2 separate regions of the Homo sapiens genome follow, and region 1 is linked to region 2. The links are chromatin contacts, found by Hi-C or POLR2A ChIA-PET in ENCODE. All regions are on one chromosome and are shown on one strand. The core of a region is the stretch at or near the end of the contact, and the rest is flanking DNA. Distances in the headings are between cores, read along the strand shown. Region 1 overlaps CPED1 (cadherin like and PC-esterase domain containing 1). Region 2 overlaps CPED1 (cadherin like and PC-esterase domain containing 1).

Region 1 (3,883 bases), core at 544-3,043, 110 kb after region 2:
AATCAGTAAGAGCCATAAACTATATCATCTTTCATATTTTATATTAATAACTATTTCCACATACACAAACACATTCACAATTCTAACATCCCTGAAGTCATGAATATAAAATGCACTATATTCATCTCCTAAAAACAGAAATCCTTTCCCCTAAAATTAATATAACACCAGATACCATTATTAGCAGTACCACTAATCAAAGCCAGAATGGACAAAGTTTTTAAGTTTTTTCCTTTCTAACTCAAGAACTATCTGGGTGATATTTAGCTCCTCAGTTTTGAAGGGTAAACATATACTAGTAACATAAGCAAGATATTTAGGGTAAGGAGAGTGATTATCAGAGAAATAATTGCATATGTTCTCCAACAAGGAGAGAAATAACCACTCCATATTTGTTCATATGATGTGCTATGTTCACACTCAATTCCTGAAACGATGAACAAGGAAAAAAAAACAAAAAAATTATATTTTTCTACCACATTATTAATGTATCCACTCACACTAAAAGCTGAAGTGTTTTGCATGAATGTTGTTTTATCAGTAAAACAGGAAAGATCTTAAATGCATAGAGAATATTCATTTATTTTATAAACATTTGCTAAAGCTTGGGACCTACTTTCTACCTGAACTCTGTTAGTAACAAAAGATGAATACAATATTGCAAATGTGTCTTAAATACATTATTCCATTACATTGTTACACCAATCATGTGAGAAGAACTGTACACACCTCATCTAACAGATGAAGAAATTCAGGCAACAGCTAGAAAGAGGTGAAGACATTCACACGAAAAAGGCCATCAATCAAATCAAAGAAAAATAACTAATCTTCAAAATAATAAATTATCATCATACTGAAGTAGTTCTCTTGTATCTTAAATCCCTTGAGAGCAGGGAATAGATCTATTATACTTATGGACAGAGAACCTATGCATGTGTTAGGCTAATAAATATTTGAGGCTAACTGCCAATTTGTGGGGCTCCCAGTCTATTAATGCTTTGGTCTTACTGAAGTGTTCAATGTACTGTTTAAAAATAGGTAATGATTGAGTAATACTTAGATTTTTAATAAGTATAAGGTTTCATGGAACAGAGCTCATACTTGATTTTAGCATGAAATGTGTTATTTCAGAACATTACTTAATGTTGCTATTCTATTTGGTTGGCAGGAAGCCATGCCTTCATTATTCCACTAGATTTAAAGGATAAGGATGGTCTTACTATAATTTCTGAAATGGTGTGCCATAGCTGAATTTTAAAGTTACTTACAAACTTCACCAGCAGAAACAGAACCAAAGAAAGTTTTGCCATCTATTCCAGGCCAGTGGATTGTGCCTTGCCTTAGTTGTTCGGACAACAGGACGTGTGACTGGAGAGAAATAACCTGGCAGCCCCACAACTGCCAATATGGTGTCCTAACTAAGCCTCAACTCCAGCAGTGCCTGGGAGGAAGGAAGGTAGGTTCTGGATCTAGTGGGGGAAGCCTTTAATGTATGCCACCTGAAGTACTAAAAATCGTATAGTTGTATCTACTAGACCAATTCCTGCTGTCTCACAGCAGAGGAAAACTAACTGAATGCAATATGGCTTTTTGAATCATGTATAGATGTTATCATAGAATAGCCTGAACAATTCCCGCTCCAAATGTTCAGTTTTCTCCAAGTAACTCTGTTTGACAGATGGAGGATATTAAAGTCTTGTCCTATGCTGACCCGATTCCATGCTGTTTTCTCAGCACAAATTGGTAGGAGCTTGCCACGTCAACTGACAGTTGGCAGTTGAGAGCAGCTGGCCTTGTCAACTGCAGCTCTGGCAGGCACTGCTGTGAAAACAGACATCTGCAGCTCAGCACAGGAAATCAAAAGGTCCTGCATGTGAGACTCACTTCTAGAGCTTTCCAAGTGCATGGGATTGTTTTTACGCACTAACCTTACTGATCTTCTTTCATATTCCTGGGCAGGTCTCACATGGACCTCACTAGGCTGATTTTTCCTTTAGTGAGGCTTCTAAGCTGATTTCTGGGACATGCAGTGTCTTCTTGCTAGGCATGCTCTGACTAGGTAGAGTCTGGCAGAACTCTCGGATATGCAAAATGGGCACATAGACTGAGATGCTTGGTTAACATCAAGTAAGTAATCCTTAACCCAATTTTCAAAGTGCTTTTTATTAGATGGACATTTCCTTATACAGTTTGTAAGCTCTCACACATGAGCAAGACTGATTTCAAAAGCTGATTTTCACAAAGCTCTATTAAAACACATAGAAAAAAAGGCCTGGGCAGAAGGTATGCCAATTTACTAGCAAATAGTTAAAGAAGAATAACAGGAGCTGAGGGGCAGGACAGAAAGATGGACATCTTCTTCATGGTGATTTCAATATAAATGTTCCAATTTTCATGATTGAGAATGTCTCTAAAGATCAATCAGTAGTGTTAGTTCCTTTTTTTAAAAAAAGAAGGGAAGAAAATCATTTAGGAACTTATGTTGCAGTGTTATTAATTGAGCATTGATTTTGTGCAAGAAACTGTGTTTCTTGCTAAATTTGTTACACTTTAAATCCCACCAGACTGTAAGCTTCAAAAGGGCAGGGAATGTGTTTAATCCACCGCCATAATCTCATTGTTGAGCATAATTTTTGACGCAGAATAGTAACTTAATAAATATTTATCAAGTAAATGAATAAATTAAAAGTGTATTTATTCCTAATTGCAGCTAAGGTAGATATTATCATATCTTTTTTCTGCTTAAGATAAGTAAAGCTCAGAGAGATTGAGTAATTCACTGATGATCATACATGTATGGGTGTGGCTACTCCACAGGCATTTTTTTTTTTTTTGTCTCACACTGTCACCCAGGCTGGAGTGCAATGGCGTGATCTCAGCTCAATGCAACCTCCACCTCCTAGGTTCAAGCGCGTCTCCTGCCTCAGCCTCCCGAGTAGCTGGGATTACAGGCGCCTGCCACCACGCCTGGCTAATTTTTTGTAATTATAGTAGAGACGGGGTTTCACTATGTTGGCCAGGGCTGGTCTCGAACTCCTGACCTCAAGTGATCCACCCGCCTCGGCCTCCCTAAGTGCTGGGATTACAGGTGTGAGCCACCATGCCCAGCCCTCCACAGGCATTTTAAACCATCACCTTGGATAATCCAGCCTCCATATCCTATAAATGTTGCACTGGGAGCAATGACAATAGCTGTTGCCACACAGCCAGACTTCTCTAAGCTCAGAATACCATTCTGACCTCAGAATTTAGGGTGTTCAGAAAAATTCCAAGAAACTGTCACAGTCTATTAACCTGAAAAGCAGTAGATGTTCATTTAAGTTCATCACTAAATCCTACGGTTTTGGACACGACACGTCTTGTTTCTCAGGCTCATTTTCTTCATCTGTAAAATAACCCTCTGTGGTAGATGAATCAACTTTGTAAAAAGCTAAAGGCCCTCTTCCCTGTTTGTCTTAGCTCGAGCTGCTATAATAACATACAATAGACTGGGTGGCTTAAAGACCAGACACTTATTTCTCACAGTTCTGGAGGCTACGGAGTCCTAGATCAAGGTGTCAGTATGGTCAGGTTCTTGGGATAGCCCTCTTCCTGGCTTCTGTTGACTGCCTTCTTGCTTTGTCATCACACAGCAAAGAGAGAGAAAGAGTTTTAGTCCCTGACTCTTATAAGGAAACTAATCCCATCATGAAGCCTCTATCATTATGACCTTATCTAAACGTAATGACCTCCCAAAGACCTCTACCTCCTAATAGCATCACATTGGAGATTAGTGTTTCAACATATGCATTTGGAGGAAACATAAACTTTCAGCCCACAACATTATCTTTACTAATTTCTAGGCTGATTATTAATGACTCTACAAAGTAGTGGTTAAAAAAAA
Region 2 (4,138 bases), core at 889-3,388:
TGCATAAGAACATAAAATATTACATTTTTTTTGTTTAAGGACAATGACTTCCAAACCCACTTTGAAGGGCTTTAGGAGTTGTAGGGCATTGCCTTGGAAGCCTTTCAGATGTAAGAGCTTGGCTTATCAGCTTTATATACTGATCTTTAGGGGTCTCACTACCTGGCAGTGATTTCTTTCTCACCAGATTGTTGCTGTAATGGTTAGTACTTGAGTAGAATTTTCTTTGTAACAGTTGAGAGTTTTTAAGCCAATTTTCAATTTTTTTAATTCATTTTTTAACCAAGACATAATACGAGAAACGTAAGTACTTTTAAGTTTGTATTAACTTTAAAAATGATTTTCTTCATTGTGGTCAGTATTATTATTACGATGGTCTTGCAAATATATCATCTTAGAGAGTCTAATTGATTTTTCCAAAGTCACAGGGTTATTAAATGCCTGAGCTGTATCACAAAGCTAGATCTTCAGATTCTCTGTTCAAAGCTCCTGAATTTAGGCCGGGCACAGTGGCATGCACCTATATGCCCAGTGCTTTGGGAGGCCAAGGCAGGGGGATCACTTGAGTCCAGGAGTTTGAGGTTACAGTGTGCTATGGTTGCATCTCTGTACTCCAGCCTGAGTGACATAGCAAGACACTGTCTCCAAAAGAAAAGAAAAAGAAAAACTCCTGAGTTTTCTTAATATTCTATAATATAGTGTAGAAAAATTGAGTTCTATATAGCAAGATTTTTCTTGATAATGTATACCTTAAAATATATATATACGTGTGTGTATGTATATGTATACATATAGCTGTATGTATTTGGTGCTAAAAATCAACTTAGAAAATTTAGTTTTCCACAAATAAAAAATCAATTTCAGTAAAACAGTAAAGCTGAAAAAAAGTATAGATTTAGATTTAATTTATTATATTATTTATTTATTTATTATAGATAGGATTTCACTTTGTTGTCCTTGCTGGAGTGCAGTGGCACCATCATAGCTCACTGCAACCTCGACTTCCTGGGCACAAGCAATCCTCCTCCTTCATCCTCCCAAGTAGCTAGGACTATAGGCATGAGCTACTACATCTGGACAATTTATGCAATTTTGTATAGAAAGGAGGTCTTGCTACATTGCCCAGGCTGGTCTTGAGTTCCTGATCTCAAGTGGTCCTCCCGCCTCAGCCTCTCAAAGTACTGGGATTACAGAAATGAGCCACCGTGGCTGGCCTAATTTATTATTAATAGACGTCTTTGAATTTAATAAAATCTAATTTTCATCTAAAATGCAATTTAATTCATTCATGATGTTTTATCACTATTGTTAAGGTCATGGTAGGCTGAGAGGTTATAATAATATAGTTTAATAGAATTAACGTATATAGCCAATTAAAGAAAATGGCATTTTAAATAAAGTATTGCTAATAGAGAACAAAGATAGCAAGTATTACTTATGCCATTCCTTCCCTGCACTCACCATCCAATCTCCTACCCCCAGAAAAATACATGCTACTCCATTCTCCTGGAAAACTGTTGTCTAGAGTATGGTGGGAAAAGGACTAGTGAGAAAACTAGGAGCAAAATTAGAGTGAACACTTGTTGAGGGTCCACTCTGTGCCAGGCCCAAGGCAAGATGCAACATCCAGAAAGCAACTTCGCCTCTTTGGGCTTCTATTTTCTCATTTGTAAAATGAAAGGATTGCATTGGATGATCTTACTTTTTTTTCCAGTTCCCATGTAATATGGTGTAGATGATGTGAATATGTTAGATAGGCACTTTAACTTCGTTCATGTTTTTATGCTGATAAAAATTAGTCCTGCCTGGATCTTTAGTAATTAATCTTCCTGCTTTTATGGTATAAAATAAGATTTAAAAATAATGTAAGGATGCCTCAGAACAGGTGGGATTATCTTTAAGAGTCTAGGCTCTTCTCATGTTCAATATGAGTTATGATTATTCCTCAAGAGAGCAATCAAATTCTGCAGTTAAAAGAAATCCATTAAAAGCGACCAAAACTTCAAACAGCTTTCCCATATATACTTGCCAAATAGGTTAAGCAGCCTGCTACCACCGTACCTCGTGCTGGGTTCTCCGTAGATCTCAGGTAAGCTGGCCTGAGACAAGTTGAGACTGGGATGGGAAAGATGCCAAGCAAACACCAGGTGTTTTTGGCGGCAACACTGATACTTCAGTGGAAGATGATGTCAGAACTAAATCAGCTTTCAGACAGGGGTTTAGGAGATAGTGCTCACACCAGAGATGGAGACTTTCTGATGAAACCAAAAATAAGCACTTGCTGAAGAGAACGATTGCACATTTATTTCCTGTCATCTAGGGCTGTTTCAGTTTCTAAGGAGGGCAGACCCCATTGAAAACCGTGACTATTAAGTGAAAGTATAAACTGCAGGGAAATTAACTCTCAGAGAATCTTTATAAAAATATATTCTATCAAGTTAAAGCACATCTTCTATGTTTTATTTTGAAAAAAGATCTTCCTCTTTGTTATTCACTTTGCTAGTTCTGAGCAGAAAAGTGCGACTGTTTCTATTCCCTTTGTGCCTGGGTAATGGTCATTTCCAAAGCACAGCCCATAACTCAACTCCAGCTTGTTTAATGTTATATTGGGTTTGCAGCCATTTGAATCAAACCTCATGATTAATAATATCCTGTTTTTATTGTGCTTATCTCGGGGTCTTTAACGGAGAAATTTCTGGAGAAAAAACTTTGATGAAAAAAGAATGTAGTATTAATAAGTGGTTGAATTTGAATTAAAAACTGTGGTCCTTTACAGAATGACTTCTAATAAAAACAATTTCTGCCTTCATTCTTTTTTCTTTTTTATTATAAGAAAATTTCAGGGGCTGTTAGGATCGTTGAAATTATAGATGCAGTCCACCTACATCTATCAGCCAGATACTATCTTTCATTGACCATTAGGTCAAATTACAAGTAAAATTAATGAAGCAGAGAGTTTACCCAATTCAGTGAGTTATTCAACCAACATTACTAGTAGTTTATTTTTTATTAAGATTTTTTATGAAATAAAATTACAGTATATCTATTGTATTATTATTGTTCATAATTTATACCTGAATTTGTTTTTCTTCCATAGCCTGAGAAAACTATAGAGTATAGGTCAGAAATATATAGGGTTTTTTTTTTCATTTTAATTGTATTAGTCCATAATGGGAGCTATACAGAGACCTAGTCCCCAGAACTAGAATGATGCATCCATATGGGTTGGTGGTACCCATCGTCATGGATTTGGTGGTGCACCTCCACGTCCATCAAAGAAAAATAAAAATTTTGGTCTTGTTGAAGCACAAAGACTGGGCAAAATGGGCAATGCAGCTGGAGAGCAAGACAAGGAAGGGATTGTGAAATGCCTTGTTTGCCTTATTGGGAGCTTGGACTTGACTCTGGAAATGATGAGAAACCACTAAAGAATGGAAGACAAATCAACAGATTTGATTTTAGGAAAATCAATATTATAGCTACGTAAAAGCAGGGGAAAAAACAACAGTTACTAAAATAATCTCCTTTCTCTAAGTTCAGTTTTATAGCTTTCTGTAGCAAATTCTGTGTTATCTTTTTTGTTGCCATGTTGTTAAATGTCACTGAACATTTTATGTAAGGCAACACCAAGATACTTCAATTTTACTGATTTTTATAGAATTTTGTATGTTTATCTTTGTTAGCATTTTGTTGACAATTGGAAAGTATTGATGGAATGAAATACTCCTTGACATTTCTTTGAAAAACACTTTGTTAAGCTTTTGGGTAATTTGTTTATTCTAAACATTAACATTGAATATAACTTAACAGTAGCTGGTGTATGTGCCTATAAAACAATTTTTTCTTTCTTTCTCACTGAAATAAAGCTGTAAATAATTGGGCTAACAAAGAGAAAGGTTTTTTTAATGCCTCAGAATCAATGATATGAAGTAATATTCTAGATTCTATGACAGGATGGAGCAGAGGATAGTATGTCCTTCTTATACTTTATGGTACTTTCCCAAGTAAGGTGGCCTGAGCATGGAGCAGTTTCAGGATGCCTTTGTTTTTGTGTCTGTTTGGTATAATGCTGGAGTTTGCAGTCTTTGCCCCACACTGCCTATAAGATACTATATCAATCAAGTGGTATTTCAATGAC

The links. A loop is a pair of places that touch in the nucleus more often than their neighbours do. ChIA-PET counts read pairs that join two places held with the same protein, here RNA polymerase II (POLR2A).
Region 1: a map of OCI-LY7 shows a loop between it and region 2 (2.2-fold over the local background). The contact joins two enhancer-like sites. A Hi-C loop is called at or near these places in 1 of 168 maps with a recorded cell type or tissue (OCI-LY7). POLR2A ChIA-PET finds 5 or more read pairs at or near these places in 1 of 52 experiments (OCI-LY7).

Annotation. Positions count from the first base shown.
Region 1 is chr7:121,242,883-121,246,765 of GRCh38, forward strand. It overlaps CPED1 (cadherin like and PC-esterase domain containing 1), which reads left to right. Exons shown (of 23, transcript NM_024913.5): 18 at 1,320-1,456. All of the region lies in intron 1 of LOC124901735 (a long non-coding RNA gene), which reads right to left. Among named protein-coding and RNA genes, the nearest start is that of WNT16, 84 kb to the right of the region's middle. Within about 2 kb of position 1,794, at least 3 of the 41 ENCODE cell types and tissues checked have a DNase peak (open chromatin) inside an H3K27ac peak, as active enhancers do; they include OCI-LY7, where a contact is called at or near this core.
Region 2 is chr7:121,136,258-121,140,395 of GRCh38, forward strand. All of the region lies in intron 14 of CPED1 (cadherin like and PC-esterase domain containing 1), which reads left to right. Among named protein-coding and RNA genes, the nearest start is that of CPED1, 150 kb to the left of the region's middle. RefSeq lists an enhancer at 2,288-2,397. Within about 2 kb of position 2,139, at least 3 of the 41 ENCODE cell types and tissues checked have a DNase peak (open chromatin) inside an H3K27ac peak, as active enhancers do; they include OCI-LY7, where a contact is called at or near this core.